Linked DNA regions of Mus musculus: region 2 is linked to region 1. A link is a loop called in an ENCODE intact Hi-C map of the cell type or tissue named here. Cell type or tissue: left cerebral cortex. All regions are shown on one strand. Links, peaks and the distances in the headings refer to the core of each region. The heading gives the core; the rest is flanking DNA.

Region 1 (10,208 bases), core at 3,390-5,889:
TCGAGACAGGGTTTCTCTGTGTAGCCCTGGCTGTCCTGGAACTTATTCTGTAGACCAGGCTGGCCTCGAATTCAGAAATCCGCCTGTCTCTGCCTCCCGAGGGCTGGGATTAAAGGCGTGCACAACCACAGCCCAACCCAAAGCAATTCTTATGAAGGAAACATTTCATTGAGGCTGGCTTACAGTTTCAGAGGTTTAGTCTATTATTATCATTGTAGGAAATGTGGTGGCACACCAGCAGACATGGTCCTGCAGAAGGAGTTCTACACCTTAATCTGCAGGCAGCAGAAGGAGCCTGTTACTGGGCAGAACACAGTTCCTCCAATAGGGCCACACCCACTCCAACAGGGCCACACCTCTTTTTTCTTTTCATTAATTATTTTACTTTATATCTGATCTAAACTTCCCCTCCCTTTTCTCCTTCCAGCCCCCCACTCTCCTCTCCCCTCCCCATACCCCCTCTTCTCTTCAGAGAAAGGGAGTCCTCCCATGGATTTTAACCTTCCTTGGCATATCATCAAGTTGCAGTAGGACCAGGTGCATCTTCTATTGAGGCTAGACAAGGCAGTTAGGGGAAAAGTACCCGAAGGCAGATGGCTGAGTCAGAGACAGCTCCTGTTCCTGCTGTCAGGGGATCTACATGAAGACCAAGCTGCATGTCTGTTACATATGTGTAGGGGGCATAGGTCTGTCCTGTGCATGCTCTCTGGTTGGTGGTTCAGTCTCTGTGAGCCCCTGTGGGCCCAGGTTAGTTGAGTCTTCAGGTTTTCTTGTGATGTTCATAACCTCTCTGGCTCCTTCAATCCTTCTTCCTCCTCTTCCGTAAGATTCCCTGAGCTCCACCTAATGTTTGGCTGTTGTCCTTTGCATCCGTTTCCATCAGTTGCTGGGTAAAGCCTCTCTGATGATGGCTATGCTAGACTCCTGTCTGCAAGTACAGCAGAGTACTATTAATAGTACCAGGGATGGGCTCTCTTTCATGGCATGAGTCTCAAGCTTGACCAGTCATTGGTTGGTCATTCCCTCAATTTCTGCATCTTTATCCCTGCACATCTTGTAGGCAGGACAAATTCTGTGGCTGGGTTGGTGTACTAACTCCTCCCACTTCTGCCTCCATTGGAAGCCTTGCCAGGTTATAGGAGGGAGTCATTTCAGGTTCCATATTCTCCATTTCTAGGAGTGTTATCTAGGGTCACCCTCATAGATTCCTGGGAGTTTCCATTGTCCTAGGTTTCTATCTCATCCCAGAGATGCCCCCACCCCCCACCACCACCACCATGCCCTGACTGCACTGATTCCGGTTCTCTAGAGGGTTCAAGTCTAGGGAAGACAGAGAGGGAGTGGTGGTGAGAGAGGACCACACCTCTTAATAGTGCCACTCACTCATATAGGCCAAGTATTCAAACTCATTAATTTATGGATGCTATTCCTATTCAAACCATCACAATCACTATAACAAAATAAAGCAGACTGCTTTAAAAAGAAAGGCATGTTTTGGCTCATGGTTCTAGTGATACAAGTCCTAGGAAGGCAGTGCTAGTATTGAAGGCATAGAGCTTCACCTGGCAAGGGACAAGGGTACTAGAATCTGCCAAGAACTGTCCTCTGGGCCAAACAACTGCTCTTTGGGGAGTTCAGCTATACCCCCTTGCCAAAAGTTTATCCCAGTTGTATTGGGTGTTTACCTCCTCACGTAGAGAGGTAGGAAGGGCTGGGAGACCCTCACATGAGTATCCAACACTCTCTACTATCTCTTGTATGCAACTCTTCCTAAATCGCATGTGATCTCAGGGCTGGGCTAGAGTAGAGAGGCTGAGAAAAACATGAGGAGGGAGCTTAATCTACATGGCTCCCATCCTTGCTGGGTAAAGGTTTTCCTGGTGTGACCTGTTGGAGAGGGAAGAGCTCTGAAGCCCCTGTAAGAATCTACTTACTTCTGCTTTATAAGGAAGCCCAATACCCTTCTTTGGTGTATTTAGAGTGAAGTCAGGCAGAAGCCTGTCTTGGTTTGTCAGGGTCTTAGAAGGGAACCTGTAGGTAGACAAGCGTGGCTTCTAGGGACTGACCTATTGTCCTCTGGCTCCTTCAGCAAGCACAAAGCATAAGGAAAGCTCTGAAAAGGGACATGAACCTCGAACTCCCAGATTAAATGATATTCTCATGTGTGACCAATTTATCGATCTTGGCATATTCTACCATCTCACAATGGGGATTAAACTTCAATACATGAAACCTTGGGATCAAACAATATCCTACCCATTGCAATAGACAATGGGGAGGCACCCTGGGGAGGCATCCTGGTGCCCTGTGTGAAATGCAAATGGGTCTCTAAGGGACAGAAGTGTGGGCAGCACCTGAACAGAAAGACAGCAAGGCAGGGCAGTAGGTGGAAGGTGAGGTGTTTTGTCAAATTTGCCTTTCTTTTCTCAGTGAAATAAGCAGCAGGGGTTTTGGCTCAGAGTGTGTTTGGAACCAGGAGGGTGTCTGAGGACAGAAGGTGCAATCTAGTTATTTCAGAGTGTGGGAAAGGAAAGTCCCTGGGGATATGCAAAGGGACAGTGTTGTGAGCCCACTAGAGACCATAAATTTAGAGTGGTAACAGTTGGCCTCGATATTTTAGTCCAGCATGGCAGGTTGGAGAGAAACTGCGTCTTGCCAGGAAGTTCCAGGAACCAGGTGAGGGGTGCATGCATAGAGACTATGATGTCACAGCTAGGTAGGAGGGACGTAAGAACAAGATTGAGCATTGAAAAAGGAGATTGGAGGCCACAACCAAGTTGAAGAATTGTTCTGAAAGAAGTGTTAGTTGGTGTCTTAGTCAGGGTTTCTATTCCTTCACAAAACATCATGACCAAGAAGCCAGTTGGGGAGGAAAGGGTTTATTCAGCTTACACTTCCACATTGCTGTTCATCACCAAAGGAAGTCAGGACTGGAACTCAAGTAGGTCAAGAAGCAGGGGCCTATGCAGAGGCCATAGAGGAATGTTACTTACTGGCTTGCTTCCCCCTGCTTTCTTAGCTTGCTCTCTTATAGAACCCAAGACTACCAGTCCAGGAATGGCACCACCCACAAGGGGCTAGGCCCCTCCCCCTCTGATCACTAATGGAGAAAATGCCTTACAGCTGGATCTCATGGAGGCATTTCCTCAAGGGAGGTTCCTTTCTCTGTGATAACTCCAGCCTGTGTCAAGTTGACACACAAAACCAGCCAGTACGGCTGGGAAGTACGGTGCAAGGCTAAGAGTTCAGAAATGGAGGTAGTTTCTGGTGTTGCAAAGGTCTAGGGTACCCAAATAACAATGGAGTGTTTCAGGGTTGAGAATCTCAGATGGGCAATTTGCCTACCTGAATGCTAACCCCACTAACAGTGTTAACAGCTGGGAGGGAAGGCTGTTAAGTGTGTGGGACTTTCAGAGCATGAAGGTGAGCGAAAGTCAGAAGACTTTCACAAGGCGCCGGGTGGAGCTAGCTTAGCCTGGGGGCAAGGTCTAAAGCTGCAGAGGGAGGGAAAGGAAGAGGCAACTCACAGCGAACAACACTAATGCTAACAGGTGCTAAATTCCACTCCAGAGGCCTCATAAACTTCGTCCTCTCCTTGGGGGGCTAAGAGGCCACCCAGGGTAAAGGATTTATTCAGGGTCCTGGGCTGGGAAGGAAACGAGAAACAACCAGACCTTTTATTTCCCTTTCTCTGTTTCCTAAATGCCAACAGTGTTTTGGATATTTAAAAGGACACTTAAAATGCCCTTGTTGTTTCTGCCTTTGAACGACCAGTGCCGCTCAAGGACAGGGCGGTGGTAACCATGGCAGTGAGCAGAGGGTGGTGAAGAGGTGGTTTTTAAAATGGGGTGAACCTCAGACAGGCGGCAAACAGAGCTGGAACCTCTTGTCTTCCTTGGGGCCCTTTGTTCATTCAGCTTAACTGTAAGGAAAAGCTGAATTCTTCCCTGCAGGGAGGCAAGCTTAAAAAGAGAAGGGTTTGCCTCTCTCGAGGTGTGTCCCTGGGAATAGATTTCGGGGGGTGGGGGAGCACTAGGAAAATTTGGGGCAGCTGGCACAAACAGGGCACAAACAGGACAGTCTGGGATGGCAAAGAAACTAGCTGTCTTGCCTCCTGGGTACAGAGTTCTTAGGACCTGTCAGCTGTCTCGCCACCTCTCCCCAGACAGGTGGCCGCTCATGGGGGTGGCCTAGTATTCCAGCCAAAAAGGCTGCCAGGCCCAGCCTTTGCAGGAAGGTTTGGGGTGGGGGGAAGGGTAGAGGAGACAAGAGAAGGAGAGAGCTGACGCACTGCTGGATTAGGAGCTTTAAGAGCCTTCCCTTCCAGGACGAAGACGCGCCCCAAGCGGTCACAGGGCAGGGCAGGGCAGGGCAGGGTAGAACAGGGCAAACTGGAGGAGGCACATGGGCGCAGGAAAAGTCCCATGACTGCAGTGTTTTGCGGCAGGTTTCCCAGCTGCTGTAGGCAGAAGGGAGGCAGTCCCGGGTGATGGGCGAAGGGAGGGAGAGGGAAGAAGAGGGAAGTAAACAGGAGACCACGGAGAGAGCCAGTTCCCGGTGTTCAGAGAACACCAGCCGCCTCCGGTCCCGGTGGGTGGCTGTATGTGTGGAAATGAAACAGGGAGTGGGAGGGAGAGTGAAGAACAAGCATACACTTTTTTTTTTTTTTTTTTTTTTTGCCTGTCATCCACTCACCTCGTCTTCCCGACCCTGCAGCCCACGTCCCTACTGGGGTAGGGGTGGCAGGAGGTGGGAAGGAGATTGCTCGCCAGGCACCCACCCCTAAGTACAAGCAACTGTCGCTGAATCAGAACTGTCTCAGCCGCCTGTCACCTGCGCTCGCTCGGGAGGGGCACATGGCATCAGACTTGGGACTTGCGACGAGAGGGGGTGGAGGACCCAGCAACGGGCCAGAGCGTGGGGTGTCTCCGGGAACTGGGAAAAGCTGGGAGTGACTATCTCCAAACATCTAGGGGGACATCGGGGAGAATGGGTGGGACTAGGGGCTTAAGGGGACTTGGAAGCAGGGGGAGGGGATGACAGAGGGCGGGAGTGTCCTGCAGTGGGAAGCACCGGGGAACGGCGCCGGGGCTGAGGGGCGGCTGCTGCTGCCGCCAGTGCGCGGGGTTATGCGAGGTAACCGAGAGCCTGGAGGAGGAGGGAGGCGGCGTGGGCCGCGGGCCGGGGTGTCTGGCGCTCGTTGGACAAAGAGATGATGAAACGTGAGCGCTATATTTACCAAGGGGGTGGAGACGGGTGGGAGGGGGGTAAAAAGGACAAACTGTTCCACAACAACCACAGGAAACACAGCCCTTCTGACTCACCCAGAGGGCCGCGCCGACCCCAGCGCAGCCTTAGCCTCGAGGCAGAACCATACTCGGGGGGCGCCAGCACCCGGCCGAACCCTGGTGCTCTGGCTGGGGATGCATAGGCTTATAAATGAAAGGGACACCGGGTCGAAATACTGCTTGAGTGTGTGCATAGCTTTTGTGGGGTAGGGGAGGGCAAGGAACGACATTAATTTTTTTTTTCTTTTTAAGCCGGGTGGCTGGGTCATCGTAGGAAAGATGTGGCTGCAGTCGTGGAAAGCACGATTCCTGCAAAGTCATCTCCACTCGCACAGCCTGGCCGGCCAGCCCGCCCCGCCCAGGGACAGCAACACCAGCCACCCCACCTCTCTTTTCCTCCCCCACCCCCGCGCCTTGCACGCAGGGCCCAGAGTTGGGGTGCGGTATGGACTATGTTTAGAAGCTGATGTCATCGCGACACCCTACTCTGCAGTCTTCCCAGAGGGACCGCAGGGCAGGTTTTCCTGATCTTCGAGGATGTGGGGGTGGAAAGTGGCCTGCCTTCTCAGCACACCTCACACCCATGGTACCTCAGGGATTAAAAAAAAAAGAAAGAAAGAAACATCGCTAGAGTTACGAAACAGGGAGGCGCGCTCACGTGGAGCGTGCGAGCCCAGTGGCTAGCGCCCCAGGGGCCAGCAACCCTCCCTCGTGGCTCCACCTCCACCTCAGGTGTGGGGGGGCTAATGTCAAGGTTAGCTCACGTGGGCGCGGGCGCCCGGAGCTCCTTGCACGAGTTTGGGGCGGATTCCTCGTCCCCCAATCTAGGGCAGTTTGTTCAACTGCAGCAAAGAGAGCTTGATGTTCCAGCAGGGAAGGGATTTCTGAGAACTGGGACTGTCCTCAAATGAACCTGCCTCCTCCGGCTGCTGCGGCGGCGGCCGCCTGCGGAAGACTTTTTAAAAGGGCGATGCCAGGCCCAGACGCTCGGCGCGCAAGTGGCTGAACCGCCCGCCACTCTGCGGCCGGAGCCGAGCACCCGCCCCGAGCGCCACGCGGGGCTGCTCTGAGCTCAGGGGGCTGCCGGCTAAACTTATCCTCCTGCATATGCATGAACGGATGGCCTTTCCGCTCCGCAATGGAGAGGCCTGGGGTTTTGCGGTAGGCTGCTTAGTGGAGCAAGAGTAAAGTAGGGCGTCGTGGAAGTTTTCGCGCCGGAGCTCCCCGCCCCCTCCAGACACTGGGTGTTAACTCAACCTGGCTACAATCGGTTCGCCAGATCCGGCTTTATCGGATTGTTTCAAATCCAGGGACGTCGCTCTAGTGAAGAGCCCACCCCTTCATTCCTGTCTCTATTCTTCCTAAACTCACCACCTTTCAGCAAAACGAACACAGCTTTCCCCAGTAGGCCCTTTATGTGCTCTGGGTGAGATTCCCTAAAGCTGCTGAGCTCAGGCCGGGAAAGGGCGAGGTGAGGATCTATCCCAATGTGAGGTCTGACACGTGATCCTCTACCCCCAGCGGGCCATCTGTTCTTTTTCCTTCCCGCCGGGAGGCTGGCAACTTTGTCTGGGCAAGGTCCACGCCTCTCAGCAGGAAAATACCGAGAAAAGCCAGAATCGGCAGAAACCTGTATCTACAGCATGTGACTTTAAGCTGAACTTCGGGCCTAGAGCTGGGACCATACTTGGCCATCTGTGTTTTAAACTAAGTGCCAGGTGATTAGCCCCACCCAACAAGATGGGGGAAGCCCTGCTTCGGGCTCAGTCTAACTCTGTCTCCAGAAGAGGGGCCCAAGAATCGGCAGCGTTAGCCTGGAAACACCTTACCGGGGTTTACCTAGGAAAAAGAACAGATTCTAAGCCTCTAGGCCACTTCCTACAGAGCCGTGTAAGAAGGGGGTGGGGGTGAAATTATGAATTAGGAAAAAAATGGCATGCTAATTTTAGCTTTTGGGAGGTGGCGGCAGGGAGTTGGAGGCTAGCCTAGGCTCTGTTTTTTGAAATAATTTTGAGGGGAAAAAAAGCATTCTCGTTAAGTACTGGCTTTAAGGTTCCCGAACCTTCACCGTAAGGTGACACAAGCAGATGAGGCACTGTTCTGAGAGAGCAAATCTTACTCTAGTGTTCCCCCTTCTCCATTTCTGTGTGAGACAGAGTCTCACATACCCCATAATCTCCTTTTCTCTTCCTCCCTAGTTCTGTGACTTCAGGTACTACAGGTGTGACATTCTACAGGCCCACCCTGGCCTCTAGGAATTTTTATAAACCCCTGCATCTCGGGAGTCTGAAGAGACTGCAACTGTGTTAAATCTAATCCTATCAGTCCAGTCCGCAGATAAGAAAATGGCTGGGAGAGGTGAAGTGAGGTCACAGATCTCATTTAAGGCAGAAGAGGCCTTATAGCCTTCACATTAATTCTACTGGGAAGCCTTGTAAACAAGGCTCACTGTTCTGGCTACAGGCTAATAAGCCATAGCCATGGGAACTTGGAAGATACAGCATAGGGTAGGGAGACTGTGCAAAGGAAAATAACATGTACTAGAAACAGTTACAATCTTTGGGTTCTCTTGTTCCCCTGGGTGGGAGTATTTGGAGTAGAAATGAATGAAGACTAACTTGGGAAAGCGGACCTCTTAGATTTATGTGCCATAATATTAACAGGATATTTTGCCCAACATTTAATTGAGATAACAACATGCTGGCTAAATAGCATTAGCTGGTTTTAATCATAAAACTATTATAGTACATTTCAATACAGATAGAAAATATTGTTTAAAAATACAAGGAAAAAAGTCATGATGTGGGAAATACCACTTCTGGTGCTCTGTGTTATCTATCAAACACACGTATGATTCGTAACATGTGCATGTAGCTATCATCCTATAGAGGACAGACTCCCTTTGTGTTTTGGTATCCCCTCACACTTAGTTCATTACCAGGAATGAATGGTCAGAGAAGGGGAGCACGGGGTACAATGGCAGAATTGCCGACTTTGAAGGGACTTTCTACAACAACTATGCTTGCAGATCCATAAGAGAAATTCACATGGATGAGATCTGCTTTCTTGGTGTTCTTTATAACTGAATTGGGAGTATTGAGAGAGTGTAGTCGGGATCCTATGAAGCTAAAGGGCACTAGAAAGAAGGCAGCTAGATGTAAGGGAAGTTAAAGTTTGCATTTAAAAAACCCTGAGGTTAGTGTATTCAAACTCAGAGTCTTTAAGGGAAGATAGAGGCTCCTTCTCAGAGAATAACCTGCCCTTAATCTTTGGTAGCCTTTCAGGCCGAGGCCTGAGGAGACTTCATGAGTGAAACTAATACCAGTGGAAATACAAGTGTGGGAGGCTGTGTAGGCCTTTGACCATGAGGCTCTTCAACTGATCCCATCTATGCTGTGCCCTAGGGAGGCAGGCAGAGGTGCAAATTCCTAGGGACAGACTTTATCCTAGGGGGTAAAAAAAAAAATCAAAATTAGGCAGAACCAATCCTTCCCTTTCCTCCTTTTCTTTCTTTTTTTCCTTCATGTTTTTATGCTTTTCTTTTTTCCTTTTCTTTTCTTTTTCTTTTTCTTTTCTTTTTCTTTCTTTCTTTTTTTTTTTTTTTTTGAGACAGGATCTCACTCTGTAGCCTCCTCAAATGCCTCAAATGTTCCATCGTGCCTCAGTCTCCTGAGTACTGGGACTTCTGGTCTGCACCATCATAGCCAGCACCAGTGAATTCTTTTCTAAAATTAAGATTATCAGAATGTGGGCTGGAGAGATGGCTCAGTGGTTAAGAGCACTGACTGCTCTTCCAGAGGTCCTGAGTTCAAATCCCAGCAAACCACATGGTGGCTCATAACCATCTGTATGGCTTTAGTGTACTCATATACATAAAATAAATAGGTAAATGTTTAAAAAAAAGATTATCAGAATGTGCTGGACAGTGGTGGTGCACACCTTTAATCCCAACACTTGGGAGGCAGAGGCAGGGGGATTTCTGAGTTCGAGGCCAGCCTGGTCTACAGAGTGAATTCCAGGACAGCCAAGGATACACAGAGAAACCCTGTCTCAAAAAACCCCCCAAAAAGGCAAGATTTCCAAGATGGCTTCCCTGCTATACACTATTGTACATATTCTCTCTATATCTATATATGAATCATATACATATATATATATATATATATATATATATATATATATATATATATCACATGGATGTCATAAGGGTCTTGGGCCTGGGTCCTGCATGAAGCATGTCCTCTGTACTCTCATGATGTGATGTGATGGCAGTGATATTTCTCCATGGGTTAGCACTTCCTGTTATATTTGTTCTTTTCCCAGGAAATGACCTTGTGTGGTGTCTTTCCTGCATAACTTTAAAAGTCAAAATAATTTACCCTACCCTTCAAACTGGAAGGGTTCTTCTGAGACCCCCCCAGAGAACCCGGTGGAGGTATCCAAAACATTAAGGGTTAACCACGAGTGGGAAAGTTGGGGTTAGATATTGTGAAGTTAGTGTCTCATAGAGAAAAAGTGCCTTTCATACTCAGGATAAATGGAGGGATTTTTTTTGGGGGGGGGTTCGAGACAGGGTTTCTCTGTGTAGCCCTGGCTGTCCTGGAACTCACTCTGTAGACCAGGCTGGCCTCGAACTCAGAAATCCGCCTGCCTCTGCCTCCCGAGTGCTGGGATCAAAGGCGTGCACCACCACCGCCAGGCAATGGAGGGATTGTAAACCCGCAGTGTTGACTGTATGCCCTGCTGTAGATCCTTAGCTATCATGATGGAAAACAACCCAGCACTCATCTCAGGAAGAAGCACACTGAGTTCATCAGACTCCCAACCCCACACTAATTGTTGACCAAGTAAAGCCACAAGATTCAGTTGTTAAGGCTCTCTGGATGATTCCAGTTCTCAGGACTATTTAACACAGTTAAT
Region 2 (10,208 bases), core at 3,951-6,450, 160 kb before region 1:
TGGTGAGAACTAGAATTAAATAGGAAAACAACCAGACTGTGACCTGCTAGTAAGCATCAGTGTAGCACTTAGAGAGATGCATAGCATTGCATCCTGGTGTCTGGTATCACCATGCAGAGAGTAACACCATCTCTCTGTTTAGCACCTGCATGCACCAGATGGTACTCAGTTCTTCAATTTGGTGAACAAGAGAGACAAAAATTCTGCTCTCTGGGCTTACATTCTAGGAAGGATGCCGTTGGCCCTTTATTTCAGATTAGGTCCTCCCTATTTCAGTCCTGAGAATTAAACCCAATATCCTATTCATGCTAGGCAAGTACTCTTACTTACTGGAAAGGTGGGGGTGGGGGGCAGTTCCAACCATTGGAACGCTCTTTCACAATGTGTGGCCATAGAATTTTTTTTTCATTGCCCACATAATCTGGCCAGATTGTGACTAGCCTATCAGTGTGTTCCAACGCCCAATTGTCCATTTCTACCTATGAATGCATCATTAGCAGAGCAGGCATTTGCAGTTCCTTCCGTGTGGTGTGTCAGTGTGACCCACATACACGAAGCACAGGGATCCTTTCAAAGCTGGCTGTAACTGTGCAGATGCAGCAGTTATTGCCAAATTTCCCTTCTGTGCCCACATCTGCTGCCACTCCTAGAACTCACTTTCTTTGCTCCAAGGGTTGCTGGCTATGTATACATATCTGGCCAGTTCTTCATACTTATATACCCCCCCCCCGATTTTTGTAAATAGTCCACATTTCCCACTTCTGAGGCCACAGTTAGACAAAAGTTCATTATTATCAGAGAAGACCCTTTAAGTTGTGCCCTACATTGGGTGAGAAGGAAAGTAGCTGAATCTCTGCTTTAACTCCTAAAACTTAAAACACCAACTCAGGGCCAGGCATACTGGTGGATGCCTTTAATCCCGGATAGAGGCAGGTTGATCTCTGTGAGTTGGAGGGCATCCTGGTCTATAAAGTGAGTCCAGGACATCCAGAGCTTTTTCCACGGAGAAACCCTGTCTTGGGAAAAAGATGACTTAGCCTGAGCTTGGGGTCAGATGCTATATAACTGGGTACCACTTCCAAACTCCCTCTATACATGCAAGGTTCTAAATATGAACATTTTCTTTTACTGACTGTGCATGCGGATGAGGGAGTTGAGGGTAATTATACCACCCGGTACCCCCTCTATCTCTACTCCCACCAAGGTTTAACACACAAGCCTCCTCCCATCTCAGCCTCCCTGGTATTAGGATTACAGGTATGCACCACCACACCTACCTACAGTCAAGAGTCTTCATTGCAAGCAAGTGATAATGACCCCATTAAAGCTGACTTTGGAAAAACAGGCTTGTATGGTTCATGTAACTGGAGAGGGCTGGTTTCCTGCATGTCTCAGTTGGTCATAAATTTTATTTCTCCATAATATCCCTCTCATCCAGGCCCTTTCTACTTGACAGTCTTACATTTTGTTGTAACTAGGGGATGAGGGAGGCAGAGTGAGTTCACAGGGGTAGACAGAATGCTCTTATTCAAGGAAAGGACAATGGATATGAAGGAGCTAGACTCTGCAAACATCTTCTACAGGGACTCTATTGACTGTCATTGACAAAGACAGAGAGGACAGCATGCCACTTGATATAACACTGGTAGTGACTAATTCATGTTTGTTAAAGTATTGGTAGAGAAAAAGACCCAAATGCGAATCAAGAAAAGTGAGAAAGGGGGTGATGCAGTGATAACAGATAGTCTCCATATCCATAAACCTCCATCCATGTCATGTGATGTCTTGGTGCACAGCCCTGAGGACATCCCTAGCAACAACTTGCTAGTATCATAGGACCATTGCAATAACTTACCCTCCTTCCTAATAACTGTTGCTTGTCAGGTCTGGAAGACACCCTGTTCATCTTCATTAGTGGTAGACATCTGTGTGTCTGAGTTATCGTACTTTCTAGTGCCGACAAATACCCAGAATGAGAGTGTCATTAGAAGCCCTCATAGAGCAATCCTTTGCACTAACTGCTGCCCATAATGCTCACAGCTTCTTTGCTGATATTGCCAAATAAAGGCTGACTCTTAATGATTCACTTTTATTATCATTATCACTGTCACGAGGAACATCTAAGTCATTTCAGCCGCACTTGCTGTGGAATCTAGAACAGCTATTCTCAACATGTGAGTCGAGACCCCTTTGGGGGTGCCGCATATCAGACATCCTGCCTATCAGAGATTTACATTATGATTCATAACAGTAGCAAGATTACAGTTATGGAGTAGCAATGAAATAATCTTATGGTTGGGGGTCACCACAGCATGAGGAACTGTATTAAAGGGTCACAGCAGTAAGATGGTTGAGAACCACTGATCTAGATGACGTTCCTCAGACTGGCCTGACACCTATACCATCTGACTAAACCAAGCTAAGACCAAGAGCACGGATGCTCAAGGAAGCATCTTTTGTTTACTCAGTCAACAAATGCCTACTGTTTTCATGTGCATGCAAACATGCTGAGCCAAGAGGAGGGAGGGTAACCTTGAAGAATGATGCTCCATTGGGCATCTCATGTATGGTACAGACAAGTAGCTGGGCAGTGGCAGGAATGTGAGAGTCCCAAGACAAACAACAGGAGTGTCGGGAACATAAGGATATGACCAGCCCCATTCCGGCGGGGGTGGGGGGGCGGTGGTTAGAAAGTAGACTGCTAGGCATGCGTGGAAGAGAAGACACACACCATAGGTCAAGCTTGAGAGTGGGATTAGGTTGACCACCAGTCTAATGGAAGCAACAGAAACAATGTGGCTCAGAATCAGGAAGCAAAAGGGAGACTGGCCTCTAAGAACTACAAGAAACTTGGTCCAGGTTGTGTCCATAGGGAGAAGTAAGAAGGGGCAGCCCTGGAGAGCCACCTGGAGAGTTTAAACATCACCTGTCAGTGCATTCCCTTCCAAGACCATCTTACAAGGCTGTCTTGGATGCTCAGTAATACCCAGTTACGTCAGGAGCAAGATACACCCCATTCCCACATCCACTTATCTGCCATACAGAGACAAAGAGCGTGCCTTGGTCATCTAATCCTGGCCATAAAATCAGGGACTTGCTAGCCCACTGCTAGTAAAACCCTTGATGGCTGCAAAGGTATGTTTTACATTTAAAAAAAAAAATCATGTGGATTTTGCAACCTAATTAAAAGTTCAGTTACTCAACCACGAGACCAACTGACAAGGAAGGTTACAACGAGAACACTGTACCGACAACATCATGGGTCTTCTGGTTCAGTGGTCTTGGTGAGAGCTGGATGTTAGTAGTATTTCAGGCTGCTGGGTGCGAACTTCTGCAGAGTACAGTGCCAGGCAGAAGGAGTTCTGGAGAAAAGCAGGTCCCCTTGCTGTCCTGCTCAAACTTTGTAGACCCTGGGTCCTCATGCAAACCCTCCTGCGAGATTCTCAGCAGCACCCTATGGGAAGGGCTGAGCTCTCTTGAGGTGCTCTTACCCACTGCTAGAAGACAGACATAAAGTCAACCTGTTCAAAGGCCAATGTAAAGCAGATGGGAAGGAAGGGCTAGCTCACCTACTGCTTGCCCCTACCTACAAGCAACATCTAGCTCTGTAATGATTAGAATGAGACTGGTCCCTATAGCCTCATATATTGAATGTTTGGTTCCCAGATGGTGGAACTGTTTAGAAAAGTTTAGCAAGTGTGGCCTTCTTTGAGTAGTAGATGTGGCCACGTTGGAGGAGGTATGTCACTGGAGGGTGGGCTTTGAGGTTTCAAAAGTCAACACTAGGCCCAGTCTCACTCCCCTCCCTGCCTGTGCCTGTGAGTCAGACATAAGCTCTCAGCTAACACTCCAGCACCATGCCTGCCTGCCTGTTGCTATGCTTCCCACCATGATGGTCATGAACAAACCCTGTGAAACTTGTAAGCAAGACCCTAATTAATTTTTTTTTTAATGTTGCCTTGATCACTGTGTCTCTTCATAGCAATAGAATGGTAACAAAGACAGGCTCTGTGAGCCACACTGTGCAGGGCTCTTGTTATCCAGGACTCCTCCCAACCCCTTTCATTTACCTGGAAACTCCAAGCTGGCCTCATTAGCATATTACTTCTGCTCACCCAACCCCACACAGCACCTTCCTTCTCCCTCCCACCTCCACTTCTCCCCGAACACCCCTGCCTTTGCCATTTAGTCACTGGAGTTAGGTTTTCTGTCGTGTTCCTGAAATGCACATATTTGGAATGAAAATGTGGTTGGCTTGTTTTTCATAGACAAGTAGCTGTGGGCTCTGTGGTCCATCCCTGTTACTCCATTCCCCTTTATCCTCTCATCCATCAGGGACACGGAGTGACAAGCTCTCCGGGTGCTTCTCAGGGTGCTGTCTGGCACTGTTCCTTCTGTACTGAGACAGCAAATCGTTGGCCAAGGCTGTGGCTTGTTTCTCACAACAATTAACAGTTGCCCTGGTGTTAATTTCTAATCAATAGCCTGCCATGCTTGGCTCCAAGCTGTCAGCTGGAGGCCTCTACAGCACATTTTGAAAGTAACTTGCCAGGAGGTAGGACTTTGGCTCTGGCTCCTCCAAAAGCCCCCACCAAACATTTTAGGAACACCAAATGCCCTCTCACCACTACCAGGGGTTGAGGGACTGAGGGACCAGGCAGGTGGCTCTAGACACCTCTTTGAGTCTGATGACAGATTGGGGACACAGGTGGAACTGCCTCTCCTCAAGAGTGGTGGCCCTTTGAATATTCATGAAGATCTCATTTTCCTATTTTGGCTTTTTTGAAACTTTTTGCTGTTTGAGGTGGCTGTATTTTTCTTCCATTTAAACCCCTCATTTAAATGTCTGTGGCTCTCTCTCTTTTTTTTTTCCTTTTTAACTTAAATCAAATAGCCATGGTTTCTCATTTTTTACCTGTGTCACTTCCTCTAGCTCCCTGTGGACAGAATGAGACCCGAGAGGATGGCAAGACAATCCAGCTGCCCCCATGCAAGACAGGAGCATGGATTGTCCCGGCCATCATGGCCTGCTACCTCTTGGTGGCGAACATCCTTCTGGTCAACCTCCTTATTGCCGTCTTCAAGTGAGTGGCCACTCCTTAAGGCATATGGGAGGATGGATGGGCAGCAGGCAGAGGGAGCCAATACTTCGAAAAGTCAATACTTGTTTGTCATGTGACTCTCCGGTCTGTTTCAGCAATACATTTTTTGAGGTCAAGTCGATATCCAACCAAGTATGGAAATTTCAGAGGTACCAGCTCATCATGACTTTCCACGAGAGGCCGGTTCTGCCCCCACCGCTCATCATCTTCAGTCACATGACCATGATCTTCCAGCATGTGTGCTGCCGGTGGAGGAAGCATGAGAGTGACCAGGACGAAAGGGACTACGGCCTGAGTGAGCTGCAAGCCGGCGCCTGCAGCCGGAAGTTCCCAGCAATTCCCATAGGCAGTCAGGCAGGATCCACGCCTTCCTTGGTTCTCCTGCCTCACGCGTATTTTAGGGGATGGGACAGGGACCTGCATGATAAGATACAGAATAAAAGGAAGACAGTATAGCATGAGCTGAAGACAGATTTCTTAACCACATCCAGTTAAGAGAAAAAGCATTCTCCAACAGTGCTGACTCCACCTTCACACACACTTCCTCAAAATCAGCCACGTTAATATGCACCAAGTGCTAAATTAGATATAATTCTTTAAACAGTGTATCCTGAGTTTTATTCTTCCATGCTCATTTCTGGGACTGTCACTATTCCAGATTTTCAATGTTTTCTAAGCCTTCAGCACTGTGCCTATGGGATTTTGTTTTATTTTTTATTTATTATTTTTAAGAGAATGAAACTTGCTTTCAAAGCACAGAACAGTGGCCTCTCCACCACCCACCACCCACCACCCACCTTCTAGCCTGGTGTTTCTGAAGGGAAGTTTGGCTGACACCATGCTGGAACAGTTCCTCACTGAGTAAGAAAGTGTGACTCATTGCAGGAGACTTAACATATCCATCTCTGCACATTAAGTACCATTGGCTCCTGCAGGCTCCTAAATGCCCTGTGGGCATAAACTCTAGAATTGCTGGAAGTGCAGTGACTTATAGACAATCTACTGTGCCTATTCCAAATGTGTCAAGTCTACATCTACATTAAATCCACAAACTCGAGCCTCTGGGATGGTGGTCCAGGAATCTACCTCTGGTCCATGGTCCATACACCCATGGCTTAAAACTGGAGTTATTTAGTCAACTGTTTCTCTTAAGCTGAAACTCCTAGTGGTCTCCCTGACTAAGCAATGTCCTAGACATTCAAATCAGACAGTTGGAAAGACCTAGAAATTCTATCGTCATTTCCTTCTGAAACACAAGTTTAGGCAAACAGAAAGCTGGGGTGCCCTGATATTTTGTCCTCAAATCGTGTCCGCCTGGTCAAGTCCTGGGCAAGGAAGACTGTCTTGATTGCTACCTTACAAGAATATTGCGCTGGGGGTCAACTCGGGGCTCCAAGATAATTTCAATAAAGCATGAACATCAGTGGTAGAAAACTTGGCTTAGCTAGAGAGTACAAGATGACTGGAAATACAGTGCAGGACAGAGGGCTGTGGGATTAATTTTTTCATCATCATCACAACCAAATACCTAACAAAAGAAACTTAAAGAAGGAGAGATAGTGTTCATAGTTCATGGTTTACAGATACTCTGTTTATTATGGCAAGGAAGGCCTTGGAAATGATAGGTCTCCATAGCAGCAGGATTATAAGGAGCTGGCTAGCCAGTTCCTCCTACCTCCAGGCTATGAACTTTAAAGACTTATCCACAGTGACCCAGACAGACCTCACATATCCTAATACAGCACTGCCATCTCTCTGAGGACCAGTTACTCAAATGCATAAGCCTGAAGGAAGGGGATTTTTGTGTTCAAATTACAACAGAGGTCATCCAGAGACCTATTTCTACTTCAGAGCCCATTTCATAGGTCTAAGGTCTAAGAAGCCCCACCAACCTCATCTATGTGATTTGCTTTTGTTGTGCCCTGTTTATGTGGCAGGGTCTTACTTTATAGCCCTGGCTAGCTTGGAACTCACTATATAGACCAGGCTGGCACCATCCTAGCAATTCCCTACATCTACCTCCCAGGTGCTGGGATTAAAGGCATGTGGTACCACACTCAACCATAGACACTATTTTCTTATTTTAAGCCAGAGTAGTATTAGATGCATCACCGGGTCTCTGCCCATGTGGCAGGTGACACAATTCCCAGAGAGTTCCTTCTCACAGGGAAGATCTTGAAAATTCGACAGGATATGCAGAGTGAAGAGCAGAGAGGAAAGCCCTGCATATATCCACCCATCGGGGAAGAATGGAGATCTCCCTTTCAGCCTATAGCTTTCATTAAAAGATCCCAGGGCATTTCCAGGTTCTTGCTGAGCCTAAGAGTAAACTTTGAGATATATGGTAAAATCTGACATGGTAATAGATTTTTTTTAAAGAATATTTTATATTTTATTCTTTTAAAATAGAGCAGCATAGGACTAGGGGTTTGGCTCAGTCTGTAAAGTGATTGTTATACAAGCATGAGGTCCTAATTCTAGATGCAGAGCATCCACAAAAATGCCAAGCAGAGAGATAGCAACAGTGTTTGAAACACACACACACCATACTCCTGTGTGCTCACGCATCCACACATGCACATACTCACACACAAATATCAAAGAAGTCTAATGAGGCACTTGTGCATATTAGGACCACTCCTTTAGATCTTAGAAACATCCCTAGCAGAGGGCAGCATGAGTCCTTGGCATCAGGGAGGGAGTCTCTATACATGGCCTCTCTTCTTCTTGACCCGAAATTTCATGGCCACATCTCAGGCATCCCTCGGAGCCTGCCATATTTGAAAAGTGCAGTCTGACTGTTCTGGTCTGGTGTTTTCTATATTCTCTGTGGCTTTTACAGTCATGTTTTATAGCCCCTAGCAAGTTCTAATTGATGTTTCTAGGCAAGCAAGAATGATCTAAAACATAGCCCCAAAGAGCTGAGACTCTGCCCTCCTAACACTTGAGCCAGTCCCTGTGGCATCTCAAGGGCCCAGGATGAGAAAGACTTCCTAATTTGGGAAATTTCCAAAGCAACTCTCTTTCTCACACCCTGTTCTATAAACCATTCAAAGGCTCACAATTCCACCAGACTTCTATGGCTATCACACAGATGGGTATGTTTACCTTTTGTTAGCAGAAAACCAGAATAACAATAGCACAGATAAAGGAGACTTCTTTTTCTTACATAAAAAAAAAGTGAGCCAGTGATCCAGGACTCCCAGCCATGGCTCACTGAGGCCAAAGCCCCAAACTCTTTCTAGTTTTCAGCTCAGCTCTTCCTTTTGTGTCAAGTTAGTTTTCAAGGTCACAGCACAGACGCTGAGTTTCCGGTCATCAAATATTTAAGTTGAAGTTAGGAAAAAGAAAGGAAACTGAAAAGTATAGAAAGAGCATCTCTCTCTCTCTCTCTCTCTCTCTCTCTCTCTCTCTCTCTCTCTCTCTCTCTACCTGTGTGTGTGTCTGTCTGTCTGTCTCTGTCTCTGTGTGTGTATGTGTCTGTCTGTCTGTCTGTCTCTGTCTCTCTCTCTATGTGTATGTGTGTGTGTCTCTGTCTGTCTCTGTCTCTCTGTCTCTGTCTCTCTCTGTCTCTCTCTGACTCTCTCTGTCTCTCTCTCCCCAATCAAGGAAGCAAATATCTCTTTCCTACATGTCAAGAATGACTAGAAATGTGTTTATGTGGCTCTCTTGACTCTGAATAGAAAAAAAAAAAAAAAGAGAGGGAGAGGATGAGGTTGAACAAAGAGTATCAATCAATAACATCGGCATGTCTCACTACACAGCCCAGGAAATTTGGAGCCTTTAAAAGACATCCATGCTTCCAGTTGCTTCCTTTCCCTTCCTTCCTTCCTTTATGTTCTCAGTCCTGCAGCTTCTTAATTAAGCCCAGCTCCTGTGGTAGCCAGGTATACCCAGGTGGGCTCCAGAGACCGCACTACTCTGTGGCTCAGGAAGAAGCTGGTGATTCGAGTGGCCTAATTAGATTTGGACTCTGTCTGGAACTTACAATAGAATCTGGGAGAATTTCTCCAGCCTGGATTTCTTTAAAAACTTGTCATTAGGCCACAGACCAGATGCTGCTGTGGTCCCTGCTCTGTCTTACGGCTCTCTTCCCACCCCACTCCCCCTCCACTCCCACAGAACTCTTCATAACTGACGATGAGCTCAAGAAAGTACACGATTTTGAAGAGCAGTGCATAGAGGAATATTTCCGAGAGAAGGATGATCGCTTCAATTCGTCCAACGATGAGAGGATACGTGTTACATCAGAAAGGTGTGTTCCTTCACACAGGTGCTTCCTGCCACAGGCCATGTTACCAGTTAAATTGTTCTCACATCTCCAAAACATAGATCTCATATGATTAGCTTTATTGCCCAAGAAAACATGGACCTTCTGAAAGAACAGGACATTGCCTGTTCAGTCAGTTGATCAAAGTTCCAGACTTAGAGACCCTGGGTCTTCCCAAGAAATAGTGGAAGGTTTGAGCTGGATGGGAGAATTGGTAAGTCTAGAACAGATCTGGCTTGAACCAGAAGCTGGAAACTTTTGTCCTAGACATAAAGAAAAGGAGACCCAAACCCAACAAGTTCATGTTTCATACTATGATCATTAAGCATTCTTATTCAGGAGAATAGCCCCTGTTTGGCTTATGTGTGTGTCCCATGTCTTCTAGATAAACAAAAACATAGGTTCTGTCAATCAGTGGGAATAATAGTTGGTATTTTTCCAAGAATTATTATTTCCAATAGAACATGATGAAGAACAAAGAAGTTCATCGATTCAGATTATTTTGTCACTTATCAAATGGCTTTGAGAGCCAAGAGACGTATAAGAAAAATCTCCTACACAAACATTAGCACCTGTGCTCTGGTGGTAAAATCCACATCACAAGACAGGCATAGCCTCATGTGCACCAGTAACCATGGTGCTGTCAGGGGTAGAGACAGTAGGACCACTGGGGCTTGCTTAAGTTAAAAAAAAAAGCAAGCTCTAGATTTACAGAGAGATCCTGTCTCAAAAAAGTAAGATGCAACACACACACACACACACACACACACACACACACACAAAGCATGCACATGCCTGGGAACACACAGGACAGATATCTAGATAGCTCTAGATCT

Evidence for each region. A loop is a pair of places that touch in the nucleus more often than their neighbours do. Peaks named below come from ENCODE experiments on the same cell type or tissue, not always from the same donor. Only the 100,000 strongest peaks of a DNase experiment are listed, where the experiment ranks them.
Region 2: it touches region 1 in a loop (8-fold over the local background); 1 of 42 quality-filtered maps calls a loop at or near these places.

The regions. Positions count from the first base shown.
Region 1 is chr19:23,129,819-23,140,026 of GRCm38, forward strand. 2410080I02Rik (a long non-coding RNA gene) reads left to right here and starts at 4,680. Exons shown (of 2, transcript XR_386610.3): 1 at 4,680-5,136; 2 at 5,541-7,293. In left cerebral cortex, for the core only: CTCF peaks have their summits at 4,353 and 5,193; DNase peaks (open chromatin) are centred at 3,548, 3,929, 4,565, 4,836 and 2 more places; H3K4me3 peaks cover 1,761 bases; H3K27ac peaks cover 2,500 bases.
Region 2 is chr19:22,973,359-22,983,566 of GRCm38, forward strand. It overlaps Trpm3 (transient receptor potential cation channel, subfamily M, member 3), which reads left to right. Exons shown (of 26, transcript NM_001362491.1): 23 at 4,934-5,084; 24 at 5,198-5,397; 25 at 9,225-9,357. C330002G04Rik (a long non-coding RNA gene) reads right to left here. Exons shown (of 8, transcript XR_001782629.2): 8 at 5,389-5,519. Among named protein-coding and RNA genes, the nearest start is that of Gm52388, 52 kb to the left of the region's middle. In left cerebral cortex, for the core only: no CTCF peak of the experiment used is centred there; DNase peaks (open chromatin) are centred at 4,266, 5,338 and 5,965; H3K27ac peaks cover 1,702 bases.